Regions from separate parts of the Homo sapiens genome. Here region 2 is linked to region 1. The links are chromatin contacts, found by Hi-C or POLR2A ChIA-PET in ENCODE. All regions are on one chromosome and are shown on one strand. Each heading gives the region's core, a stretch centred on a gene start or an enhancer-like site at or near the end of the contact. The rest is flanking DNA. Distances are from core to core; before and after follow the strand shown.

Region 1 (4,636 bases), core at 195-2,694:
AGGGGGAAGTGAGGCAGGGCAAGGGAGGCGGCATTTAAGGGGTATGCCATCAGGCAGGTTTCCACCATGGGAACTGGAGTTCAATCTTGCTGGGGAGCTTAGGAATTCAGTGTAGAGCTCCAGCTTCGGAGTGATCCCACCCAAGGGGCAGGGAACTGGAATGTTTATCCACCAACTCCCATCAGTATCAGTTACCGGCTTGAGAGCTACTCATGGGTAGCATTAAATCCTGGTACCCTCAGCCAAAGGCAAGCAGAGTGGCTCCAGGCACCAGAGGAGACCCACAGGCAAAGAGGCGCAGGTGATGGCAGTTGGAAGACTGGCCAGTGTGCATGGAAATGTTAAGAGTTGAGAGGATATGGGCATGGCACCAACAGAGTCTACTACGGTCCCACTGCTGGAGCAAAACCTGCCTGAGATGGACTAAGGGATTTACTACAGGTCTCCAGCGGGGCACCTTTTTTTTTTTTTTGAGATGGAGTTTCGCTCTTGTTGCCCAGGCTGGAATGCAATGGCGCGATCTCGGCTCATCCCAACCTCCACCTCCCAGGTTCAGGCAATTCTCCTGCCTCAGCCTCCCAAGTAGCTGGGATTACAGGCATGCACCACCACGCCCGGCTAATTTTGTATTTTTTAGTAGAGATGGGGTTTCTCCATGTTGGTCAGGCTGGTCTCGAACTCCCAATCTCAGGTGATCCGCCCGCCTCAGTCTCCCAAAGTGCTGGAATTACAGGCGTGAGCCACCGCACCCAGCCTTAGGGGGGCACCTTCTTAAGGGATTTTCGGGGAGTCCTCACACAAGCTTTACTTTTCAAGCTGGATTAGCACCAGACTGCATAAAATGTGCCTAGACCTAAATGCAGTCTTCCTAAGTCAGAGTGACTCAGCAAAGTTGGTATTAATATATTAACGTTACTGCTGAAGTAACTGAGGACCAGAGAGGTTGAGTGACTTGCTCAGGGTCACACAGTTTCGATGTAGCAAGGCCAGGGCTTGAATCCAGTTCTGACTAAATCCAGTGTTATGTCCTGGATGGCTTTGGCTCAATTACTGTTAATCTTATTGATTATCCCATTTAGAAGCTGAAACTGACCTTAGAGATCATCTGGTCCAAAGTGTGTTCAATTTCCATGGGTTAATAGTACTGGAAGATAAAGGGAAGCTCTGGTGTTAAATAAGTTTGGGAAATGTTAAATTAAACAAAGTTGAATAGATTTCTTTACTAGAGGATTTTTATTCTGCTCATGTGCATTCTGACTCTCCAAAAAAGGGGGGGATATTATATCTAATATTCCCCTAACTTAATTGGCCAAGACTCATTTTTTCATGCAACTGCCACTCAGTATCTCTCAGAACCGGTGTCCTAAGAAACACAGCAAATACAGATAGACGCTAAAAATGAAGGCCGGACGAGCTGATGATCTGAAGCCGTCAAGTGAGTCAGGGGCATGAAACATACGACCCTCTTCCTAGAAATCAGAGAATCTCAACTGGTCAAAGCTGAATGCAGCCCCTGCTGCCTGCCAGAAACGTGCTTTCCCACTCTCCTCCCCACTCCAAGCCAAACTTGAATTGGAGGCTTGGTCTATTTTTGGTGTCCTGAGCCCAAATCCTGGACCACTCCCAAGGTCACCCTAAGTTTTCCTTGGCTTGACTGCAACTTATTGCTCAGAGCCCTGGGCCTCGTAAGCAGGGACTCAAACAGGAAGGGCAGCAGCGAACCTACCAGCCCGATATCTGACCGGCTCTCCCAGAGGCGCATCAAAGCCACTCTGGCCACATCTTCGAACACCGGGTCACCAGTGAGGCTGCTCAGGGTGGCAAATTCAACAATGAAGGTCCCAATCCCTGCCGTACAGGTGACAGGGGTCTCTCCTGGGTTCACGCCATGAAGTAAGTTCACTGTTCCATATGGCATGCCAGTGGGGGTCTGAAAGGCTGAACAATCGACAAATTATGATCCCGGACAGGAGCAGGGGGATAGGGATAGTTCTGATACACGCCCAAAGCCTGGGACCTTAGCCAGCACTTCCCTCTTTCTCCTGGGTATCCTGCTAGAGTCTGAGCCAGAGAAAGATAAATGTCATAACTGGAGGGCCCTGAGCAGCCACCCAGCCCAGATGCTGTCAAACACTGCTCTGCATAACCTTGGGTTCCTGCTCATCATGAGGGGGCAGGGAGCAGGCTGTGCTCCACACACACTCGCTTTAGCTAGAGAGCTTTACCTATTTTTATTTATTTTACACTACGCCTTCAAAGCCCAGGCAGGTAACTTATTGTGATGCAGGCAGGGTTTAAGCCACAGAAAGTGGTGGGGCTTGTGGCACAATGACAAGAGTAAGCCCCGTTCAAAGCCATTCATAGACTTTTGGCTCACGCCTATAATCCCAGCACTCTGGGTGGCCAAGGCAGGCAGATCACTTGAGGCCAGGAGTTCGAGACCAGCCTGGCCAACATGGTGAAACCCTATTTCTACTAAAAATACAAAAATTAGGCAAGCGTGGTGGTGCACGCCTGTAATTCTGGCTATCTGGGAGACTGAGGCACGAGAATCGTTTGAACCCAAGAGGCGTGGGCTGCAGTGAGCTGAGATTGCACCACTGCACTCCAGCCTGGGTGACAGAGCGAGACCCTGTCTCAAAATAATAATAATAATAAACAAAGCCATTCATAGACTTTAAATAAAGATCTCTGCTTTAAATAAAGAGTATAGGGGCTAAATTATTTTTAAAGGGAAGCAAAATAGGATATAAACCACTAAACCACGGATATAGTATGACCCTCGATTTATAGGTAGGGAAAACCATGCCTGTAAAGAAGTAATTCAGCCACAGGTCACACAGAGAGAGTCAAACAGAGCTGGGATGGGAACGCCTCCCCTGTGCCCACCCCAGCCCCAGTCCAGTTCTCTGCCCGCCCCACCCAAGTGGCACCCAAGTGCCTTCTGGTTCAAGACGAGAACTGGACAACCAGCCAGAGGCAGAGATTTCCTCTCTGGGCCTAAAGGTCAAACAACTCCAGAGCAGCCTATGCGTCACCAAACTGTGAACAAAGGTGTCGACACTTCCAAGAACCACAGGGTCTAGCAACTGTGTCTGCCACAGACAAGAAACTTGCAATCTGGCAGGCACCAGCGGGAGAGCAAGTCACAACCAGGAAGGGCTCTAAGCAATATTTCAGAAAAAGTCAGGCTGTAATAAAAAGAAGAGGAGTGACAAAATCCTGTTTCTTGACCTTTTTTTATAAAATGACCAATGACCAAAAATAATTAAATTATAAAGGAGGAGCAGCTAGGCAGAGTTTCCAGAGTTTCCTCCAGGGATGAATCACACAGGACACAATGTCTGCAAGGAGACGCTCAAGCCATGAGCCATGAGCCATGAGTGAGACCTGAACCTAGCTCACCCGCTATCCTCAGCTCTCCCCCAAAGGAGAGGCAAGTGCTATGTGAGAAGGATAAAGAGGCCGGGTGTGGTGGCTCACGCCTGTAATCCCAACACTTTGGGAGTCCAAGGCAGATGGATCACTTGATCCCGGGAGTTCAAGACCAGCCTGGGCAACATGGTGAAACCCCATCTCTACAAAAAAAAATTTAGCCATGCATGGTGGCATCTGCCTGTAATCCCAGCTACTCAGGAGGCTGAGGTGGGAGAATCAACTGAGCCCAGAAGTTCGAGAGGCTGCAGTGAGCCATGATCACGCCACTGCACTCCAGCCTGGGCGACAGAGCAAGACCCTGTCTGAAAAAAAAAAAAAAAAAAAAATTAAGAAAGAAAAGGGATAAATAAGTGAGATGGCCAAGAGGTGATGGAAAGCACAGTGTGACGTGTCTGGGTGTGAACAGTCCTCAGAGCCTCCACCACACCCTGAAGGGAACACAGTGTACAGTTGATGCTACTGAGCCTGGTGTTACTGCCCCACTAGACAAAAACATGGAGGCTTGACCTGCAGCCCTGGACACAGCTTAGCCACAAAACAAATCCCTCTCGTTTTAAAAGTGTTGGACGTTCTCTAAGCAGTTTCTCCTTCCTGACCTCATTTTAGCCTCTCCAAAACCCGATGTGGTAGGGAAGTAGAAATTATGATTCTCATTTGATAGATGGGGAAACCAAACTGTGGAGAGAGGCCAGACACAGTGGCTCATGCCTGTAATCCCAGCACTTTGGGAGGCCGAGGCAGCCAGATCACTTGAGGTCAAGAGTTTGAGACCAGCCTGATCAACGTGGCGAAACTTCATCTCTACTAAAAAATACAAAAATTAGCTGGGCATGGTGGCAGGCGCCTGTAATCCCAGCTACTCAAGAGGCTGAAGCAAAAGAATTGCTTGAACCCAGGAGGCGGTGGTTACAGTGACTTGAGATTGTGCCACTGCACTCCAGCCTGGGCGACAGAACAAGACTCCATCACAAACAAACAAACAACAAACTATGAAGAGAAAGAGTGGCTTGGTCACGATGTTGGCTGGCAGAGCTGAGTCTAGAATCCAGGGCTGCTAATGCTCACACCAACACCCTTCCCTGGGCCCCTGTTACTCCAGCAGTGTGTGGAATAACTGTAGTACCTGGAAGGGGACAAATGGGCTCATTCAAAATAAGGGTAATGGCCTTCCACCCACCAGGCTGGCCACCTTCAACCA
Region 2 (4,581 bases), core at 1,252-3,751, 770 kb after region 1:
AAAGGGACCTTATTCAGAAGCCAGCAGGAGAACTCGTGCTCAGAGCAGCATGGGTGCCATCGTCCCACTCTCCCAAACCTGTGCGTTTTCCTTGCCAGCAGCACAAAAGAGCACGATAACCAAAAGGTGATATGTGATTCTACTGCTGGGTCCAAATGTGAATCCTGTTTCATCTTAAGTGCAACTGAAGATATTTATAATAGCACTGTTTGTTTTGCATAGAAACCATAATAGGGGTTACCATAAAATCTCATTTTATAACTTATTACAGAGAACCTTTTAGGAAATATCTTCTAAAGCTTACAGAAATTGAAAAATTACATGTTTCCAGGGGAATTTCAGAAGAATTAATGGATTTCCAATAAATTATATAATCTTCCCAGCTTTTTACTTGCTATTGTAATATCACTACCTACTTCTTGGCTTAGAGGTTTTCTATTAAAATGTGTAGGTCTTAAATGGTATATGGAACTCCTAGGACATCTGGCAGTGTTCCCAGTAGAGTATACAATCAGGTTTCAGGACAGGGGCAGAGCCATGCAGACTAAGGTGAACTCTGACCCTCCGAGGGGTCAACCTTCATTTATGCTGTCAAGACTTTGTATGTGCTGTATTATCCATTAAAAATATAATGTGAGGCCAGGCACAGTGTCTCATGCCTATAATTCCAGTGCTTTGGGAGGCCAAGGCAGGAGGATCACCTGAGGTCAGGAGTTCGAGACCAGCCTTACTTAACATGGTGAAACCCCGTCTCTACTAAATATACAAAAAAATTAGCCGGGCTTGGTGGTGCATGCCTGTAATCCGAGCTACTCTGGAGGTTGAGGCAGGAGAATTGTTTGAACCCAGGAGGCAGAGGTTGCAGTGAACCGAGATCATGCCACTGCACTCCAGCCTGGGCGACTGAGTGAGACTCCATCTCAAAACAACAACCAAATAAGCTAGCATAAACTCATGCAGATTGTATGGTTCTGCTTATATAAAGTTCAAAAATGAGTAAGAAAAATAATCTATGGTATTTGAGGTCAGGACAGTAGTTACCTTTGGGAGGAGGTGGGTAGGACTGGAAACTGGGCAGGAGGGAGTCTTCTAGGGCTCCGAAATGTTCTGTTTCCTGATCTGCATGGTGGTTATACAGGTGTGTTCATTTATGAAAAAGTATTGGTTTATGTGTTTATTTGTGTGTACTTTTCTGTGTATGTTTTATGCCTCAATAAAAAGCATGCTTAGGCGGACATAGTGGCTCACACCTGAAATCCCAGCACTTTGGGAGGTGGATCGCCTGAGGTCAGGAGTTCGAGACCAGCCTGGCCAATATGATGAAACCCCGTCTCTATTAAAAATACAAAAATTAGCCAGGCGTGGTGGCAGGTGCCTGTAATCCCAGCCACTCAGGAGGCTGAGGCAGGAGAATCGCTTGAACCTAGGAAACAGAGGTTGCAGTGAGCCAAGATCGTGACACTGCACTCCAGCTTGGATGACAGAGCAAAACTCTGTCTAAAAAAAAAAAAAAAAAAAGTGTGCTTAAAACATATACTTGGAAATGGTAAAAATGCAGTAAGAATGTAAGAAACTGCAGAGAGATACCAAGATAAAGGATTGGGCTTTTTACTTGAAATAATGAATGTAATTGAGAGGATTTTAATGTTTGTTTGTTTCCTTTTATCTGACTTACCTCCAAATTAATCTCCTTTTCAGTCCCATGGCACTAATCTAGGTTTCTTCTCTTGCCCTGGTTGTTGTGGTCATTTCTTAATCAGTTTTCCTCCCATCATTCTTTACTCACTGTGGTTATCCATCATTTTGCCATCGGATCGATCTTTAAGAGTACAGACCTGATTATATCACTCTCTTGCTAAATAATATGTAAGGACAGAATGATGCTTCTGCAAAGCATAAGTTTTGGAGCTGGGCACATGGGTTGTGAATCCCATCTGTTGCCTCAGTCACTGTTGGACTCTCTTCAGGTCTCCAGACCTCACTGTCTCTGAGTGTAAACCTGAGTTCTTGTGATTAGTTTGTGAGCTAATCTTTTTAATAAGCCTGTGTAAACCTGAGTTCTTGTGATTAGTTTGTGAGCTAATCTTTTTAATAAGCCTGTTTCAAGGCCTGGTGTGGGGAAGTGGATTTCCTTCTTCCCCTTGCTTTCTAGAATTTCATCCTTCTCATCCAGCCATATGTGGCTGAGTTGGGTACATTTGTGTGAGCTCTCTAGCTGGATTCTGAGTGCTGTTGGGGAGGAATTATGTTGAGTCATCTTGAGTCACTACAGTATCCCATGGGCTCTGCAGCACTGTAGAAACAACCAGCACTGAAGGACTGGAGATTATGTTGAGTAAATGGAGGTCATTGAGGTGTCAGGAGCCAGTAGAAATAGCAGGTGCTGGATATCGTAATGGATTGACATCTGGGCAGGATGAGGGTACAACACTGGAAGTAGAGTGCAGCCTACCCCAGACAGCACAAAGCCACCAGAGTTAGGTTGTTCCAAAGGCTAAGGCTTGACAGGCAGGAGGCCATTGAGGGACCCATGGAAGTCCTGCTTGCCTGACCATCGTGGTGTGTGCTCTCTGTGCTAGGACATAGTGCCTCTGCCTCTCCCTGTTCATGGTAATTGTCTGAGGAGGGACTTTGCTCAGTATAATGCACCTGAGCGTGGGGCAGGTATTCCTGGCCAGATGCTGATCTACCACCTGGCTTTGGGATTCTTGGTTAACTGTACTTGCATGACTTGGTTTATGTTGAGTAATATGTGTCAGCTCACCTGAGTTTGAATACAGGCTCTACCGCTTGCTTGCTCCAGGACCTTGGGCAGAGAACTTGCGAAACTTCAATTTTCCCATCTGTGAAATAGAGATAATAGTACTACCTACCTCATAACTTTGTTACACTAAATGACCCAAGGGGAAATGCTTTGTAAAATGTCTGGCCTATAATAAACTCTGAATACACAGTCTCTTTATCTCAGTGAAAGCATTTACCCAGGCAGTCAGAGATCTGAGTTCTGAACTCAGCCAACCACTGATGAGCTACAAAACCAATAGACAAGACATTGCCATTTTGGTATAATTAAGAAGCCTGAGTGACTGATTTTCTTTTCTTTTTTCTTTTTTTTTTTTTTTGAGTGATTTTCGTTTCCTTTCCTTTCCTTTCCTATCCTTTCTTTTTTTTTTTTTTTTTTGAGTAATTGATTTTCTACTTTCATGTCTCCCTCTTGGGTCTCATGCATTATACTGACCTGGGATTTTATTCTCTCTGTTAATACTGAAGGATCCTTTTCAATGGGATTTGGAAATTTCTTGGTGAATTGGAGATTTTTGTTTACCAGTTTTTAAAAATAAGGCCTGCTGTATACTCACTAGACTAGTAGGGTTGGACAATTATAAAATGCTTTAAGGGAAACAAGAGTCTTTTAAATCCCTATGCTTTAACTTGTTGCCAAAAGGTTTTTTAAGTCCTTATGTTTTAATTTGTTTAAAGTGGTCCTTTGTAAAATTGATCAATTTAGCAGCAGAATGTGCCACACAGACCACTCACCCACTGTTTGATCATTTCTGTACCCTCTCAGTGAGGGCACAGTCTGATCATTTCTGTACCCTCTCAGTGAGGGCAGGATTTGTGCAGCCAGGAAGGAATGTACCCCCATCCACATGTCAAGTGGACACAGCCTCCTAGACAACATGGCGATTACCCAAATGTATCTCCCATGCCTCATTGCTGATACGTTTAGCAGTTACCAGACCGAAGGAACTAGACCATCCATCTTGCTGTGATCCAGATGGAAAATTGAAAGCCTGGCCACCAGCCCTGACTGTGCCACTAACCAGCAAGAGCCTCGGTATTATCATATGTGGATGGGGCTCAGTAGACATGTTCAGTGTTTATCACGTAGCTGGCTATCAATGAGAGTGAACATAGTAGTGTATGCTGAAGATTCTGTAGTGTGGCTGCCTTATTCTGCTGCAGCTCTCCAGAAGGCACCCCTGTTCCAGGCATCACCCCTTACCTTTCTCCCATCAAAGCCTTGCCCCAGTTTGTCAGGGTTTTACTGGATACTTGACTAATCTGATAACCAAAAATTTGAAAGAATAGAACCAACTTAATAGTATTGTGGTTTCACCTCAGGCTTCTGAGAATGCTCTTATCAGGGTGGAATTTCAGACAGTGTGGGGAGTTCAGTTGGGGAGACGTTTCACTGGGAGACGTTTCACAGTGGGACTCTGATACCAGGCAGCCTGTGTTTTAGTTTACAGGCAGTGTGAACTTGACATTCTGCTTAAGTGAAAAACAGAATATTATAGGATTTGTGCTGCGTGATAATAGTAACTGTAAAAAAGTACCCCCTTTATGCTGAATGCTCTGATTTTTTTTTTTTTTTTTTTTTTTTTGAGACAGAATCTCACTCTGTTGCCCAGCCTGGAGTGCAGTGGCGTGATCTTGGCTCACTGCAACCTCTGCCTTCGGGGTTCAAGCAATTCTCCTGCCTCAGCCTCCCAAATAGCTGGTATTACAGGCATTCACCACCACACCCAGCTAATTTTTGTATTTTTAGTACAGATGGGGTTTTGCCATGTTGTCCAG

Evidence for each region. Hi-C counts contacts between places; a loop is a spot of excess contacts on that map. ChIA-PET counts read pairs that join two places held with the same protein, here RNA polymerase II (POLR2A). Pooled maps may share reads with other maps.
Region 2: POLR2A ChIA-PET joins it to region 1 with 15 read pairs in activated CD4-positive, alpha-beta T cell. The contact joins two enhancer-like sites. A Hi-C loop is called at or near these places in 2 of 50 pooled maps. POLR2A ChIA-PET finds 5 or more read pairs at or near these places in 2 of 52 experiments (CD8-positive, alpha-beta memory T cell and activated CD4-positive, alpha-beta T cell).

The regions. Positions count from the first base shown.
Region 1 is chr20:35,133,012-35,137,647 of GRCh38, forward strand. MMP24-AS1-EDEM2 (MMP24-AS1-EDEM2 readthrough) reads right to left here. Exons shown (of 15, transcript NM_001355008.2): 10 at 1,727-1,938. It overlaps EDEM2 (ER degradation enhancing alpha-mannosidase like protein 2), which reads right to left. Exons shown (of 11, transcript NM_018217.3): 6 at 1,727-1,938. Among named protein-coding and RNA genes, the nearest start is that of EDEM2, 12 kb to the right of the region's middle. RefSeq lists an enhancer at 361-1,560. Within about 2 kb of position 1,445, at least 9 of the 41 ENCODE cell types and tissues checked have a DNase peak (open chromatin) inside an H3K27ac peak, as active enhancers do.
Region 2 is chr20:35,899,915-35,904,495 of GRCh38, forward strand. The region is part of intron 10 of PHF20 (PHD finger protein 20); the gene reads left to right. Among named protein-coding and RNA genes, the nearest start is that of SCAND1, 52 kb to the right of the region's middle. Within about 2 kb of position 2,502, at least 4 of the 41 ENCODE cell types and tissues checked have a DNase peak (open chromatin) inside an H3K27ac peak, as active enhancers do.